Regions from separate parts of the Homo sapiens genome. Here region 2 is linked to region 1. The links are chromatin loops, found by intact Hi-C in ENCODE. Cell type or tissue: endothelial cell of umbilical vein. All regions are shown on one strand. Each heading gives the region's core, and the rest is flanking DNA. Links, peaks and the distances in the headings are about the cores only. Region 1 has its middle 17 kb from the start of CCDC174. Region 2 has its middle 31 kb from the start of LINC02011.

The links. A loop is a pair of places that touch in the nucleus more often than their neighbours do. Peaks named below come from ENCODE experiments on the same cell type or tissue, not always from the same donor. Only the 100,000 strongest peaks of a DNase experiment are listed, where the experiment ranks them.
Region 2: it touches region 1 in a loop (15-fold over the local background); 13 of 110 quality-filtered maps call a loop at or near these places.

The regions. Positions count from the first base shown.
Region 1 is chr3:14,629,794-14,638,820 of GRCh38, forward strand. No RefSeq gene overlaps it. Among named protein-coding and RNA genes, the nearest start is that of CCDC174, 17 kb to the right of the region's middle. In endothelial cell of umbilical vein, for the core only: a CTCF peak has its summit at 4,218 (motif pointing right); DNase peaks (open chromatin) are centred at 4,218 and 5,408; H3K27ac peaks cover 1,228 bases; H3K27me3 peaks cover 248 bases.
Region 2 is chr3:14,776,128-14,785,154 of GRCh38, forward strand. No RefSeq gene overlaps it. Among named protein-coding and RNA genes, the nearest start is that of LINC02011, 31 kb to the right of the region's middle. In endothelial cell of umbilical vein, for the core only: a CTCF peak has its summit at 4,980; a DNase peak (open chromatin) is centred at 4,974; H3K27me3 peaks cover 404 bases.

The sequences.
Region 1 (9,027 bases), core at 737-8,736:
TACCTCCAGAGAGAAAGTGAAGAAATCTGTGAACTGCTAAAAATGTTTAAGTAGCTGATGCCTTTTCTTTGGGTCTCCCTGTGTCGGAGTCCCTCTGCGATGTGGCCTTGAAGCTCTTCCCATTAAAGAGAGAGTCTGTTTCCCCGTCACTTGAATGTAAGCTGACTTCCTGGCTTGACTTGCTCAGGAGAATGTGGCAGGGGTGACTGTGTGCCAGTTCTGAGCCCAGGCCTGACAGGAGCTTGCATGCTTCCTCTCGCTCTCATGCCATGAGAACAAACCTGATCTAGGCTGGGTGCAGTGGCTCACACCTGTAATCTCAGCACTTTGGGAGGCCAAGACAGGCAGATCACTTGAGGCCAGGAGTTTGAGACCAGCCTGGCCGACATAGCAAAACCCCGTCTCTACTAAAAAATACAAAAATTCAGCCGGGCACAGTGGCTCACACCTGTAATCCCAGCACTCTGGGAGACCGAGGCGGGCGGATCATGAGGTCAGGAGATCGTGGCTAACACGGTGAAACCACATTTCTACTAAAAATACAAAAAATTAGCTGAGCATGGTGGTGAGCGCCTGTAGTCCCAGCTACTCAGGAGGCTGAGGCAGGAGAATGGCGTGAACCTGGGAGGTGGAGCTTGCAGTAAACTGAGATCACGCCACTGCACTCCACTCCAGCCTGGGGGACAGAGAGAGACTCCATCTCAAAAAAAAAAAAAAAAAAGATTAGCTGGGCCTGGTGGCACATGCCTATAATACCAGCTAGTCAGGAGGCTGAGACAGGAGAATCACTTGAACCCAGGAGGCAAAGGTTGCAGTGAGCTGAGATCACACCACTGCACTCCAGCCTGGGCAACAGAGGGAGACTCTGTCTCCAAAACAAACAAACACCTGATCTAGCCTGCTGGAGGGCCAACATTTTCACTGAGTTTCCTGATAAACTCAAAAAGTCCTCTCCATCTCTTTTCCTTTTTACACGGCTGCAATCTTTGCTGAGGAAGTTTCCACGACAACAGAGGTCTTAGCAAAAATGGGCAGCAGTAAGTCTGGCCGCTTCTCAATGCTTGTCAGCAAACAAAGATGCAAGGATACTCACATCCTCCCACCCCAGCAGGGATCCTGTGGGTGAGCTCGTCAGCGCCAGGGAGCATGTCTGTTACAGCAGCAGTATTAATGTATTTGCTTACACAGGTATCCCCACTGCTTGCGGGGGAAAAAAGATGTGCGTGAACTTGGTGTCAGTGAATGCTGCCTCCTGACACATTTTTCTTGTTACATTTCTTTTCCCTGTCACAGTCATTTTTGGTCATTTTTATCCTGTTACAGTAACATACAAATATCCTGACATTTCTTCAGAGATCTTTGGAAGTCCTATTTTCTCCTGACTGCCAAGAAAAAAAGGACAATGAGACGTTATATCTTGTCATCCTAAGTCACACCACCCCCGCCCATCAAGAACTACTTCAGAACAGAAACGTGTCAGTTAGCTACTGCTGTGTAACAGACACTACAAACTCAATGGCTTAAAACAGTAAATGTTGCTTATGAGATTACAGGTCTACAGATCAGCTGGGTGATTCCTCTGGTCTCAGCTGGGCTCCCTCACATATCTGACGTGAGCTGACAGTCAGGTAGACAGCCCTGCCGATCTGTCCTGGGCTCTCTCCCTTGTTTGGGGGTCAGATGGCTGCTTCATGCTAGTGCAGGATGTGTGTTGGGACTCATGGGCTCTCCTCCATGTGGTTCAGCATCCTCCAGCAGGCTACAGAGAGGGTTTGTTCTCATGGCATGAGAGCGAGAGGAAGCATGTGAGCACCTTTCAGGCCTGGGCTTAGAACTGGTGTACAGTCACCCCTGCCATATTCTCCTGGCAAGTCAAGTCAGGAAGTCAGCTCACATTCAAGTGACAGGGAAACCGGCTCCCCTTTATATAGGAGGAGCGGCAAGGTCATATTGCAGAGAGATGCAGACACAGGGAGGCCATTAATACAATCAATCTATTACAAAAGGGAAACATTCTGGAATGGCTGGCCTGTCTCATCTGCCACTACCCACAGCTAAGGCCTGCGGTCTTCGAACTGGCAAGGTTCAGCCTTGCTCCAGAGTGGAAAGGAGGGAGAGAAGAGGAAGGGAGGATTGGGACGTGGGCAACCCTCTTTTCCCTCCCTGTCTACTTACACCTGAAGGGCTAGGGAGGATTTGCTGGAATACTGTGTGCTCCATGCATCCAACTTGGAGCTCCTAATACTTAATAAGTCCCCAAGATAATCCTGTGAGTTGGCTTATTAGGGCATTACTGTTACATAAACTAGCCACTAATTGTGAAATGTATTTACTCAAGTCTCTGAGCCACAAGATAAACACTCATGTTCTGGTGGCATCACTACCTTGACAATCAAGCTCATTTAATCCAGAGCTCCTTGTAAGAACTGCACGTTGAAGGGGTGCTCCCTGTGTGAATTTTGGGGGACTCTATAAGAGATATTCCAAGGAGGCTGTCCCCTAGTCACAGCACCCACCGGCCTGGACTTCAGGGCCTTCTCTATGCCAGATGAGGCCTTGTTGCCTGGCTGGGCCCTCGACCACCCCCACTTGTCTCCCCTGTGCTGGTCACTCATCTGCCTGCTCAAGAGAGACCACAGCCTTAAGAGTCAGATTTGGCTTAGGATCTGAGCTCCACCACTCTCCTGAGTTGGTCTGGGACATTTACAAAATATTCTCTGGAAGATCCACAAAGTGGATGTCAGAAGATCAATATTGCTGTGGAAGTTTACTCAGAGTAAAAACCAAAGTCCTTACAAAGCTCTTAAAGGCAAAATAACCTGGCCTCTGTTCCCCCTCTGAACTCATCCTCTATTCACCTCCCTCACTCATTTCCCTCCAGGAACATGGGCCTCCCCACTCTTCCAGGCACTCTGCTGCCTCGAGGCATTCACATATGCTGTTTCCTCTGCTGCAGTGCTCGTCCCTTAGACACCATGCGGCTTCCTCCCTCACCTCCTGCAGGTCTTTGCTGAAATTCACCTTCTGCCTATCTGCCAGGACTGTAAATGCAGCCGCCCTCCACAACACCCCCACCCTCCTTCCCTGCTTAGCTTTCTCCTTATTTCTCAACATGGTCTAACTTACTGTGCAGTTCATCAAATTCAGATGTCATCAGTAGCAAGACGAGCTATTAGTTTATGCACCATAAAGAAAGATAAACATGCCAATTAAACAGCAGAACAAGACTAAGATACCATTGAATGTAGGACACACTCTGATTTCAGAAATGTTAAATGTCAGGGGGAAATCAGCATCATAGAATCACTGAAGTCTGGTGTATTTTACTTATTTATGTTGTTTATTTTCTGTTTTCCCCGCTAGAATGGCAGCTCCATAAGGGCAGGGTCTTCACCCGGTTTGCTCACTGCTCAGTGCCTAGGACAGTTCCTTGCATGTAGGAGGTGCTTTTTAAATACTGTTGAACATTGAAAGATTTATCTCTGCCCCCTCAAGAAAGTCCAAGACCTGGAACTTCCTTAATACTGTCCAAATGGGCTATGTGAATATTCGACCCAAGATGGGGCAAGGACTTTCCTGGCACCAGAGCAGTAGCCAGCGCACAGTAAATGCCCAATAAATATTCACTCATTGGATTAGTGATTGGATAGTCTGAGATGCTGTCTTGGATCCAAAACTCAAGACTGATGTAGGGCTGCTAGACAGCCTGAGAGCAAAGGGTTTGCCTCTGACGGGGCTGTGCTCGGGTCATTGCTACACACGGATGGCACGCCCAGGCCTATGGGGCACACTGCTTGTGTGGCGGAACCTGGTCACTCTGGCTTCATACCTCCATGCCCTGGTGGCTGGACCAGTGGGAAAGAGGGTGTGGACGATGTATCATCATGGGACAATGTGAGCATGGCAGCTCCCAGGATCTGTCAGGGGCTAGAGAGTGGTAACTTGTGACATCTTCACATTCACAGGGGCCCTCACACATTCACTGGTGATGTTCTTGAGATGGGGGTTACATTTTATGTGAATTTGAGGCAGTGTTGTGTTAAAATATTAATGAAGTCTCATTCTAAATACAAAACTGGAAATAATACAAATCTTCCTACCCACTATCTCCCGCCCCGCACACACACTCTAAGCAGTAGCGGGAAATTCAAGTGTCCTGCAGCACTTCCATAGTGGGCAGGTTGGGTCTGTGAGTCCCATTGCACTTGTTGCCACACGGTGGCGCCACACTGGCAGTAAGCAGAAGTGTCCATGTTCGTCTTGAATTATGAGTTTTGAGTTATGCAAGGTCTTCAGGAACACATCCCTCACATACACCTTCTAGTGCCTTGGGGTTATATTGTTAAAAGTCTTCATTCATTCATTTGAACTGTTTAAAAATATGCCACTTTGTGACATTATTTCTCCATGATTTATGACATCAGGAGCCCTCCCAATATGAAAGTGGCCTAGTGTCTCTCGCCTCTGAGTCAACCCAGCACCCCTTCTTGATGCAGCCTTCTCTGTGAACCCCCTCCCCACGGGACAGTCAGCATCTCCTCCTGCCTCCACCCATCCCCATGGACTTCCCCACATACAGTCATGAAGCAAATACTCCCAGCACCCAGTGTAGCAAGGTCTTATGCTGGGAACTGGACGTTGGAGATGAACCAGACAGGGCTTCCCAGCACCTAGGAGCCATGCGTGCCCAGGGGAAGCATCAAACAGGAGTCAGGGGAGGTCTCCTGGAGGAGATGATGCCTGAGCTGAGTCTTGACATTCTTTGGGTTGAGAGCGTGGACATGAACACAAAATTATCAATTACCCATCTAGGCGCTTATGTCGTTTGCTGGACCACGATCTCCTTGAAGTAGGTAAACACATGGGATTTATCTGTTTTCCTGCCTTTCTGCTTAACATTGGAAATGGCCAAGTGAGTTAAGCATGGCAAAGGGCTTAGAACCATGCCTCATGTGTAGTAAAGATTATGTAAGTGCCAGCTGCTATTCTTGTTTTCATTGCCGCTATTGCTTTTATAATTAGCCAGCATCAATATATATGGAATAACTCAGGAAATGAAAGAGTGAGGGATGTGTTGGCAACAGCCTCAGACCAGAGATCAAAAGCTTGGACTGAGTCCTCAGTTCAACTTCTATAAAGTGGGGATAATTAAACCATTCAAGCCCAGGTGTTATAATGGTTAGAGGAAATTACAAAGCACACACATGAAGCAACCAGCATATGGTAGGTGCTCAGTGTGAATTCTGTTTACCTTCCTTGTCTTATGGTGCCCAGACACTTAGCACAGGACTGTGTGCGTGTATGTGCTCAATAAATATTTGTTAATGAATTGATGAGTAAAATTCTCATTGTTTAAAGAATATTAGTCATGGAACATGTTCACTGTCTCAGACAAACTCTTAGCCAGGAACAGGAAATACATGCTGAATGAACCTCTGCTCCCCACTCACTCACCCAAGGCCGACATTACTAATCAATGATGGCACTCTGTGTTAGTCAGGACTCTTTTTGTTGGAAATGACCAACCAGCTTGAGCAAAAAGGGGTTTGTTATATGGATACTGGAGTAGCTCAGAAAACCAAAGAAGAAGCTACAGGCAGCAGCGCAGCCCCTGGGCCCTCCTGGGAACCTCACTGGACCCCTCTCTCCCCTCTTCATTTCTCCTCTAGGGATCTGTATGTTTGCAAGCATTCTTTCAGGCAGGGCTCCTGCGGATGGCAGCTAGAAGCTCTGAAGTTACCTCCTTCCCAGTTCATGTAAGATGGTAAGATGGACAGCATGCTTCCCCTCCCCATCCTGACTACTTCAGGGGAGGCTTCTGATTGGCCTGCTGGGATCATGTTTTCAGTGGAAGGGGGGCTCTTTGTTACCAGGACTGGCAGCCCAGAGAAAAACATGAAGTCAGAGAAGAGTCATTTTCCAGAATAAAGGAGAAAGAGAAGCTGAGAAGACACCAGTGATGAAGGTTCACTCCTGACCACAGAGCTGGGATAGCACCTCAGAATCCTTCTCAACACAGTGCCCAATCAGAATCAGCACTCAAGACAAAATCTACTTGAGATTTAGACCAAGCCTACATAGAGGGAGGTTCATGGCATTGTATGAATCTGCAGAGGATTCCACTGGAAACTAGCTGAGCCTGGGTTTGAATCTGAGCTGTCAGGACAGCAGGCAAGTTGCTGCACCTCTCCAAGCCTCAGTTTCCTCATCTGGTACAATGGGCTGAATGCTTCTGTTCCCCCACAAATTCATATGTTGAAATCCTAATCCCCAGTGTGATGGCATTAGGACGTGGGGCCCTTGGGAGGTGATTAGGTCATTAGGATAGAATCCTCATGGATGGGATTAGTGCCTTATAAAAAGACATAACAGAGCTTACTTTTTGGATGTGAGGACATAATAATAAGATGTCCATCTGCAAACCGGGAAGCAAGCCCTCTCCAGACACTGAATCTGCTGCTGCCTCGATCTTGGACTTCCCAGCCTCCAGAACTGCAAAACATAAATGTGTGTTGCTTAAGTCAGCCAGTCTATGATAGTTTGAGCTGGCTAAGACCTCTGGTAAGTGAGTATAATAATGCCAAACTCAGAGGTTTTGTAAGGGTAGATGAGACACTCTGTGTAAACTTCAGCACAATCCATGGAAGACAGTCAACATTCAATAAATGTTACCTCTTTTCTGAGTGTGGGTTCCCTTAGAAGCAGACTCTGAGACTAAGATTACCATGCAAGTGGTTTAGTCGGTAGGTAATCCAGAAGCCAAGATTCTCTCTCACAACCCACACAGGGAAGTGAGAGAGAGCAATGATGGTACTAATGGGCAAGTTACCACTGTGGGCAACTGAGGCTCAATTCTGCTGGAGACCTTTGAGAGGTTGTTGTTCCCCAACCCCCATCCCACGAGGGGTGAGGGAGCTGGGGTATTTATGCACCAGCTGCCGTTGATCACTGATTGAGGGCTGCTCCTGGGCATTCACTCCCAGGCATTTCCAGCCTGCACTTTGCCTCAGCTGAGCTTACTCCCATAGCCAGAGAACCACCGCAGGCAGAGACACAGGTGTTTTCAATAAGAAGCCACCAGCAGGAGGGCACTGACAGTGGCAGCATCACTTCAGATGTTATCAAGGGAATCCATAAACCTTACAGCATGGCACACACAGAGGGATGATCTTACCAAAGTGTTTCTTCTAGGGGAGCTGGAGTTAAATGGCATGGTCCTTCTTCAGTCCACAGATCCTGGTACCCCATTGTCTCCTCTGAGTTCCTGACCTCAGTTTTTATCTGCCACATACAAGTTTTTTTTCCTAGTACCAGAGTATACCATTCTTCACCTCCAATGTAGGCAGAGCTCTAGCTCCCTGGAGAGCAGGAGCTTTCTTCATTGGGCAAGCTGGAGGCTAATTCCCCCACACTGAGGCAAACCCAGAAGAGTGCTAACTTCTGGAGCATCCATGCTGGGCTCTTGGAGGCCAAGTGCTGGGCATTCAACCAATGCATAAACAGGGCATTTCTAAAACAAATAAGGTTGGTCATAGATCCCAAGCACCCCTTATATTCTTACCCAACCATTCATTTCTGGGCTGCTTTCTTCTAACCAACCTTCATCCACATGAACTAGGTGCTGCCTGGCTTCTTCCAGCTCCTCCCAGGACATCTAGTTTTTTTCTTTAATACAGCATGTATTTAGAGACACTTCATATAAAATAAAATCATCATTTTAAAGTGTAAACTTCAGTGGTTTTTAGTACATTCACTATGTTGTGCAACCGTCACCATGATCTAATTCCAGAACGTTTCCATCCTCCCCAAAGAAATCCTTTAGCAGTTAGTTCCAATTCTCCTCTCCCATTCCCTGGCAATCACTAATCTACTTTATGTCTCTATGAATTTGCCTGTTCTGGATATTTTATATATGGAATCATATCACAGGTGGCCTTTTGTAACTGGCTTCTGTCACTTAGTGGAATGTTTTCGAGGTTTATCCATGTTGTAGCATGACTGGTAAGTACTTCATTTTTAACAATGAACAATATTGCATTGTATGAATATACCACACTTTCTCCATCCATTCACTCATCAATGGACACTTGGGTTGTTTCCACCCTTTTGCTATTGTGAATAATGCTGCTATGAATATTCATCCACTGTACAAGCGTTTGTGCAAATATGTTTTCAGTTTGCTGTGGTTTAAATGTGTCCCCAAAGGGTCATGTCTTGGAAACTTAATTTCCAATGCAACAGTTTTGGAAGATGGAACCTAATGCGAGGTGTTTAGGTTCTGAGGGCCCTGCCCTCATGAATGGATTAATATCGTTACTGTGGGAGTGGGTTAGTTTTTGCAGGAGTAGATTTGTTATAAAAGCGAGTTCAGCCCACTCTTGCCCTGTCTTGCTTTCTCTTGCCCATGTGTTGCCTTCCACTATGTTATGATGCAACAAGAAGGCCCTCACCAGATATAGGTGCTCAGTCTTGGACTTCACAGCCTTCAGAACTGTGGGCCAAATAAATTTCTGTTCATTATAAATTACCCAGTCTGTGGTATTGTTATAGCAGCACAAAATGGACTAAGACACAGATCTCTAGACTATCTAGGTTGGAATGGAATTGCTGGCACATATAGTTATTCCATGTTTAACTGTTTGAAGAACTGCTGCACTCTTTTCCAAAGTGACTACACCATTTTACATTCCCACCAGCAATGTATGAGAGTTCCAATTTCTTCATATTATTTCCAATATTCATTCTCTGTTTTTGAGGGTTTTTCCATTCTAGCCATCCTAGCGGGTGTGAAGTGATATCTCATTGTGGTTTTGATTTGCATTTCCCTGATGGTTAATGATGTTGAGCATCTTTTCACAGAGCATCTAGTTTTGATCACCACCCAACATGAAGGGAAACTCTTAGTCTTGGGCTTCAGTTTTTAGCATCTGTCAGACTCAAGTTTTGCCTCTCATTGGCCATAAGTGGCTTCTTCAATCTGCTCTCAAACCGAGCCCTGTCCTCAACTTCCTGGGAGCTTTGACCTTC
Region 2 (9,027 bases), core at 443-8,442, 150 kb after region 1:
GAAAACGCTAGAAATACTGGATAACATAAATTAAATACCCCTTTAATTACATATGGGAACTCACAAGGTCATAGGAAAAATCTTCAGGGGCTGAAACACAAGAGGAAGGAGGGGAAACCAGGTGGTAAGCACTTGTCTCATCAGCGTAAGTGACAAGGTGGTCTTTTCAAGGAATGGTGCTGGAACAACCAGACAGTTGTTTGGGAAAAATTAAATCAATCTTTACTTCATACCACTCACAATAATTAATTCAAAATGGATCATAGACCTGTACTTAAGAGCTAAAATTACAACAATTCTAGAGGAAAACATAAGGAAATATTTGTGATTTTAAAACAAAGATTTCCTAGGACAGTAAGAAAAAAAGAAAAGAAAAATAAAATGGACTGGACTTCACCTTAAAAACTTCTCTTCCAAAAACACTTTAAGAAAATATAACGGTGTACCACAAACTGGGAGAAAAATACAAATTTCTGGAATAAAGACCTCTTACGACTCAGGAAGAAAACCCTGTATTTTTTTTAAAGGACTAAATATTTGAACATACATTTTGCAAAAGTAGATATATAGATGGTTAAAAAAAAATGACAAGATGTCCAATGTCATCAGTCTTTAAGGAAATGCAAATTAAAACCACAAATGAGATACTACTAGAAACCTATTAGAATGGCTAAAAAAATTTTTTTTGAACTGAAAATGCCAAGTACTGGAAAGTATGTGCAGCAGCTAGAACTCCCATACATTGCTGGTGGGAGTGCAAAATGGTAAAAGTACTTTGGAAGAGCATTTGATGGTTTCTTATTAGTCACACTTCTTATAAGAGCAGTGCGAAGGCCCAGGGTGAGGAGCAGGTGGCAGACCCATTCTGTGAGGAGTGGTTGGAGGGCTTGGGCTGGCTCAGCCTGCACCCAAAGCCTGAGAGAGGCTCAGTCACTGTCCCTCACCTCTGCATGTCTGTCCCAAGGCCTGAAACTGGGAAAGTGAAATCACAGGCAGGTTTCAGCAATCTTCTGTTGAAATAAGATGGGATTTTTAGGCTGAATCCCAAAAACCATAGTCAGAAATTTCCCCAAGAACCCCTAGGTCCAAAGATGAATAGGGCCAGAGCTAGAACCAGCAGGATGTCTGTTCTGCAAGATATAAACACCCACCAAAGGCAGCCTGGTTTTCACCCACCTGGCAAGCCGACATGAACTGCTGGCTCCTTCCCTGCCCCAGAGAAACTGTGAAGCAAGTGTGGACACCAGGAACTAAACCCTTTAAGAAAAACCTGGAAGACTAAATGTGTCTAAAACTGGTTTGGTTGCAGGGGAAAATGTGGGTGGCTGCAGCCTGAGGAGGACAGGAGATGGGTGCAGTGGAAGAGAGCTGTATGAAATCTTCCCCAGCTCTGCCCTGCCTTTCCTCAGCAGAGCCTTGGGGCGGTCTTTACCTGCCTCTTTACTGCAGCAACAGCAGCAGCCCAGGCCACTGGTGCAGATGCAGGGGTTAATACTGAAGGACAGCAAAGGCTTTGCCATTAAGGTGTTGACGAAAGCAGATGATAACTCCCAGGTGCCTTTGACCATTTAAAAGCTCCATCTTGGCCAGATGTGGTGGCTCACGCCTGTAATCCCAGTACTTTGGGAGGCCTAGGCAGGTGATTCACCTGAGGTCAGGAGTTCAAGACCAGCCTGGCCAACATGCTAAAACCCTGACTCAACTAAAAATACAAAAAACTTAGCCAGGTGTGGTGGCGGGCGCCTGTAATCCCAGCTACTCAGGAGGCTGAGGCGGGAGAATCGCTTGAACCTGGGAGGCGGAGGTTGCAGTGAGCCAAGATCGCGCCACTACACTCCAGCCTGGGCAACAAGAGTGAAACTCCATCTCAATAAATAAATAAATAAATGCTCCATCTTTTCCCCTCCAAACTACTGATTACAAGGCCGTGAGAGGCCCCCTCTGATGGTGGGTGCTGCTTCCCCCAGGGATTTTTAAGGTCATACTCTAGCCAGGGAATTTGCCTAGTGGAGTGACAATAAATCTGAGTGAGGAACAAAGGTTTTGGGGTAAAGGGGCTCATTCGTTTACCAGCTCTGACATAGATTGGGGCTTGGCTTGTCATTCTTCCCCAAAACACATAAGCAGAGCAGCTGATGAGGAACATCATACATATAAGACAAAAGCTGAAGAGCCAGTTAATAGATTAGAAGACTATACTATAGAACTCTCCCAGAATCAGGAAAGGTTAACTATGTATAAAATATAAAAACAAGCCTGGGAAACAGAGTGAGACCCTGTCTCTACAAAAAATTTAAAAATTAGCCAGGTGTGGTGGTGTGCCTGTGGTCCCAGCTACTCGGGAGGCTGAGGTGGGAGGATTGCTTAAGCCTGGGAGGTCAAGGCTGCAGTGAGCTGTAATCACACCAATGCACTCTGGCCTGGGTAACAGAGCAAAACCCACAGCTCAGATATATATAACACTGAAAGATGTGGAGAAAAAATAAAGTACCAAAACCCAGATGATAAGGGTCCTGGAGGGTAAAAAAAAATAAAAATGTAGAGAAGGAACTATTATTTGAAAAAATAATGGAGATAATATGCCATAATTATGAAAAATGAAAGACTTCAGGGTAAAATTAATCAGAGTGCCAAACAGAAGAGTTAAGGAAAAACCTACACATGGACATATTACAGTGAAATCTGAGAAAAAAAAATCTCTAAAAGATACCAGAGAGAAGCAGACCACCTACAAAGAAACAAGGGTCAAGCTGACATCAGATTTTTCATAGCAATGCTAGAAGTGAGAAGAATGTAATATCTTTAAAGAGTTATAGGCAAAGTACTCTAAACTGTAGGGGTAGGAGTAGAGATACTAAAGAGACATAGCAGTGTGAAAAAGTATTTAGCTTGTTTAGGGGAAAAGTAGACACTGATAAGCATAAGCATCAATAGGAATAAGCAGGTATAAAATTGGTCTTAATGGCACCCACCATAAGACCAAAATAGAATGTATAACTTTTTGACTGCTCGGGAATACTCTGTTTGTCCAAGGGAAACAAGTGAAGAGGAAAAAAAAAAAAAGTAAAAAAGTAATACCAAAAACAAGTCTCAATATAAGGTTAGTATAATAAATGTAAATGGGTTAAACTTGCCAATCAAAAAATAGAGACTTTCATATACAAAAACTTGTACATGAATGTTCACTGAAGCATTATTCACAATAGCCATAAAGGGGAAACAACTCAAATGTCCATCAGTTGATGAATAGATGAATAAATTATGGTATATCCGTAAAGTAGAATGTTACTCAGCAGTAAAAAGAATACAATTTTGATTCATTTTACAACATGGGTGAACCTTGAAAATATTATGCTAAGTCAAAGAAAACAGTCACAAAAGACCACATATTATATGATTCTATTTACATGAAATATACAGAATAGGCAAATTTATAAAATCAGAAACTAGAGTAGTAGTTGCCTAGGACTGGAGGGCAGGAGAAACAGGGAGTGATTTTTAATGGATATAGAATTTCTTTTGGAATTGTGAAAATATTCTAAAATTAGTGGTGATGGTTGCACAACTTTGTAAATATACTAAAAATCACTGAATTTTACATTTTAAATGGGTGAACTGTGTGGTATGTGAATTATATCTCAATAAAGCTGTTAAAATGTTTAAAATGTAGGGATTCTCAGATTAGGTTTAAAAATACAAGATCTGACTCTATGTTGTCTACTTGAGACAGTCAAAATAGAAAGACACATAAATATTGAAGATAAAGGACTAGAAATATATACCAGGCAAATATGAACCTAAAAAGCTAGGATAGCAATCCTAATATCTGACAAAATATAATTTAAACCAAAAATATAGAGGATAGAGAAAGATGTTATATAGGGGTAAGAGAAACAATAGAACAAGAATGAAAATGCACCAGGATGTATGCAGTTTCAAAATACATCAAGAAAAAAAAAAACATAAAACCAACTTAAAATGAATTTTCTTATTTTTTTTTTTAAGAGACGGGGTCTTACTATATCACCCAGGCTGGTCTTGAACTCCCGGGCTTAGGTTATCCTCCCACCTCAGCCTCCTGAGTAGGTAGGACTATAGGCACACACCACTGCATCCAGCTAATGAAGTGAATATTTAAAAATACCATTCCCAGAAATTAATAAAGCAGACAAAAAATAAGCAGAGATATCAAAGTTCTGTATAATGCTATCAGTGAGCTTGACTGCGTGTATGTGAATCTACCTAAAATATAGAGAACCCACATTCTTTTTTGACGCCTGTGGAACTTTGTAAAAGATATACCATATATTAGATCATAAAGGAAGCCTCATTCAATCCAGAGGAATTTACAGATTATATTATCCAAGTAGGATGCAATGAAGTTAGAGACAAATAACAAAAATGTCTTAACACTCTAGGTCTTTGGTTAAAATTGAAATCCTAAAGGAAATTCAGAAATATTTAGAATTGAATGATAATGAAAATGCTACAATGTCAGAATTTGTGGCACACAGCTAAAACAGTATTTGGAAGAAAATGTAGAGCTTTAAGTACATTTATTATTATTACTTGGCTATTTTTTTAGCCAAAAAAGGCTAAAAATAAGAAAGACATGCAGACGTTAATGAAATGGTGAAGATGACCAAACCCTAAAACTAGTCCTTTAAATGAATTAATAAGTGGACCCCCAGAAAGATATATAACAGCTTGGGAAAAAAAGAGAAATAAAGATCTTTTTAAAAATATTATTATGAACAATCAGACAACAATAAATGTGAAAACCTAGATGAAACCTGGGGCAAAGCCTGCCGTGTATTCCCAAATGATTTCCCTTCCTTCTGGGCACACAGCCCTGTTACACTTCCCATTCTCCCATGGATTCATCTGCAGCCAGGTGCCTAAGTTCTGGCTAATGAAATGTGGGTGGCAGTTAAGTTCACCACCTCCAGGCCCAGCCTGTAAAAGCTAACCCCGCAGCGCCCCCATGCTGTCCGCAGGGAAGAATGCTGGATACAGAAGCGCCAGTGGAGGACTCTGAGCTCTTAATGCTCCCACAAGATGGGAGAGTTCTGGCTCTCAGAGCCCTTCCCCAGCCCACGACGGACAATGTCAAGAGCGGGAAATAAACTTCATTGTGTTAAGCCACTGATATTTTTGGGTTTGATTGGTATATCAATTACCTCCCTAATGTAAAATGGATATGTTTCTTAAAAAAACACCAGTATTGTTGCAAAAAGAAATCAAAAACTGGAAAAAACCTGGAATTGTAAATAAATGGAAACGGCAGTCAGTCTTATGCGTGTGCACGTGCACACACGCACATCCCAAAACCCAGGTCCATATGGTTTTACAGGTGAGTTTAAAATAGCTCATGTGGCTCACGCCTGTAATCCCAGCACTTTGGGAGGCCGAGGCAGGTGGATCACTTGAGCTCAGGAGTTCAAGACCAGCCTGGCCAACATGGTGAAACCCTGTCTCTGCAAAATATACAGAAATTAACTGGGCATGGTAGCCTGTAGTCCCAACTACTCCAGAGGCTGAGCAGAGAGGATGGCTTGAGCCTGGGAGGCAGAGGTTGCAGTGAGCTGAGATCACACCACTGCACTCCAGCCTGGAAGACAGAGCCAGACCATGTTTCAAAAAAAAAACAAAAAACTGTTTATGTGTGTGTTTTATAAGCTGTTCCTAAAAATAGCAAATTTTATTTTATAAAGCTCTATGTAAGTTTTGTCAAAGTACAATGTAAATATAGAAAAGTAAACAGTGTTTAAGCTCCATCTGAATGAATTTGTCAAGGTAAACATACCCCTATGATATAGTTTGGATATTTGTCCCTGCCTAAATCTTATGTTGAATTGTAATCCCCAGTGTTGGAGGTGGGGACTGGTGGGAGGTGTTTGGGTCATGGTGGGGGATCCCTCATAGCTTAATCTTGTTCTCAAGACAGTGAGTTCTCGTGAGATCTGGTTTTTGTAAAGCATGGTACCTCCCCACCCACTCTCTCTTGCTCCTGCTTTCACCATGCAAAGTGCCTGGTCCCCCTTCGCCTTCTGCCATGAATAAGAGCTTCCTGAGGCCTCCCCAGAAACTGAGCAGATGCTGGCCCCATGCTTGTACAGCCTGTAGAAACATGAGCCAATTAAACCTCTTTCCTTCATAAATTACCCAGTCTCAGGTATTTCTTTATAGCAGTGCAAGAATAGACGAACACAGCACATGACTAGAATCCAGAGCAAATCATCACCTGCCTCCGCCATAGGTTAGTTTTGCCTGTTTTTACATTTTATTCAAATGGCATCACATACTGTGCACTCTTTTGTGTCTGGGTTCTTTTATATTCATTATGTTTATGAAATCCATCCTTGTTGTATGTGATTGAAGTTCATTCAATCGCATTGGTTTATAGAATTTCACTGTACAGTTATACCACAATATATTTTTCCATTCTACTGTAGATGGGCAATTGGGTGGTTTCTGAGCCTAGTGTACCTCAAAATCAGATAAGGTCAATACAAAGAAGAGAAGATGAAAATCTCATTGCTTATTTCACTGATGAATGTAGGTACAAACATTCTAAATAAAAGATTAGCTAACTGAATCCGATGGTATATTTATTTTTTTAAATAATACATTATGTCAGGTAAGGTTTATCCTAGCAATGCCAAGACAGTTCAATGTCAGAAAATAAATCAATATAATTCGCTATATTAATAGACTAAATAAGAAAAATCAAATTCTATCTCGACTGGTGAATAAAATTTATTAGGTAAAGCCTAGCAAGCTGGAAATAGAAGGTCACTTTCTTAACCTAGTGAAGTTTATATAAGAAAAACCCACAACAAATATTTTTCTTAATGGAGACACTTTATTTTATTATATTATTATTATTTATTTTTTTTTTTGAGATGGAGTTTCACTCTTGTTGCCCAGGCTGGAGTGCAATGGAGCAGTCTTGGCTCACCGCAACCTCTGCCTCCCGGGTTCAAGCAATTCTCCTGCCTCAGCCTCCCAAGTAGTTAGGATTACAGGCGCCTGCCACCATGCCCGACTAATTTTTGTATTTTTAGTAGTGACAAGGTTTCATCATGTTGGCCGGACTGGTCTCGAACTCCTCACCTCAGGTGATCCACCCGCCTCGGCCTCCCAAAGTGCTAGGATTACAGGCATGAGCTGCCGTGCCCAGCAATGGAAACACTTTAAATGTTTTAATCTTCCCTGTAAAAAGACAAGGATACTACTTCAACACCACTGTCCAAAATATATTAGAGCTCTTCAACACTCTACAGAAAGAAATTGAAACAGGTACAAGGATGTAAGAGCAAAAGATAAAATTGTCAGTATTGAAGATAATTTAATCATCTACCTAGAAAAACCAACAGAGTCAATAGACAAACTGTTAGAACTGACATAGATTCAGCAAGATGCCAGATGCAAGTGCAACCTATAAAGCTGGTTTCTCATAGTGAAAAGCAGCAGGCCAGGCTGCAGGCACAGCAACACAAGGTCTCAAAACACACAGATGATGGATAAAAAACAGTGGCATTAGGTGCCAGGAATGGACTGAGGCAGGAAAAAGACAGTGTGCCTGAGAGGATGGGGCCCCTCTGCAGAGGGCCTGGGATGTCCTCCTAGGCCACAAAGATCCAGAATAGATACGTGGCTGCAGGTTGCTGAAACCCCCAACACCCCCACCCAGAACCCTCAAATATTTACCCCTTCAATAAATATTAACAACACCTCTTTCTCCCTGCACTGCCCCCCACTCTGGCCTTGAGGCTATGGGCAAGCAACTTTGGTCTCTGGACTGCCACTTCCTTATCTATAAAATGGGATGATCCCAATAAGCAACTTCCCAGGGATATTGGGTGGGTTAAATATGATAATACAGAGAAAGGATTTAGCTCATGCTTACTAAACATAAGTGAGAATAACTATTAATAAAATGATTAAGGCGCTCCCCCTGCCTTCCGTAATGCCAGCCTGCACTCCAGCAGGGCCCACCCCACTGCGGGCTGCTTCCAGTCTGCAGCTCCCTCAAGGGTTAAGTGGCTTGGCTGCGGGCCAAGGAGCAGGAGCAGGAGCAGGAATAAAGCATCAGCCCCAGCAGCAGCATCTCCCTATCTGTGAGCAATCTCCTCTGGCCCCCAGCTCAGGCCTTGGGAAATAAAAGCCCAGCCAGCTCCTGCCAGCTGCATCATAATGACTTTCCCCTTCCAGGAAGGAGATTGGGTGGGCCTTCCCCTCCTGCCTCTTTCTCCCTTCCCTAGGTTTAGGGGCTGCTGGGGACACGTGAACTGCCCCGAAGCTGTCAGCTCACATATGAGAAAGAGAGTGGGTTGTTTCGGCTGCTGGCCCTGTGGGGTTGGAGGGAAGGACAACAGGGAGGGGTCCTGGCTCTGGGAGGTGGGGAGCAGGAGGTAGGAGGTGCCCAGTTGGTATGCCCTTGGTATTCTGCATCTCAGCGTATCCTCCCCTGGGTCTGGACAGGATGTTTCCAACTGCAGCTTGTGACCCAGTAGTGAATTGCAAAATCCATGGAGTGGGTTGTGATGCGCATTTTGAAAGAGACAGCTGGGATAGAAAATACGCCTTGCATATAATAAAGCACAGGCTTTATTTCAGTCACCCATGAGTATAGTGGTTAAAAATGCAAGCCCCAGGCCAGGTGCGGTGGCTCACACCTGTAATCCCAGCTACTTGGGAGGCTGAGGTGGGAAAATCACTTGAACCTGGGAGGCGGAGATTGCAATGAGCCAAGATCACGCCACTGCACTCCAGCCTGCACGACGGAGCAAGACTCTGCCTCAAAAAAGCAAAACAAAAAATGCAAGCCCTGGAGCCCACCTGTCCAGCCACATGACCCCAGGTGTGTTAACTCTCCAGGCCTCAGTTTCCTCATCTGCCCATGGGGGGAAAACAGCATGACATGGGTTATTGTGAGAAGTTAAGGAGTGGTTCAGGAGTGGAGCTCAGGGAACATGCAAACGCCGGGAGTGGGTTCTTTCTTTTGTCTTCACTGTGCAAAAC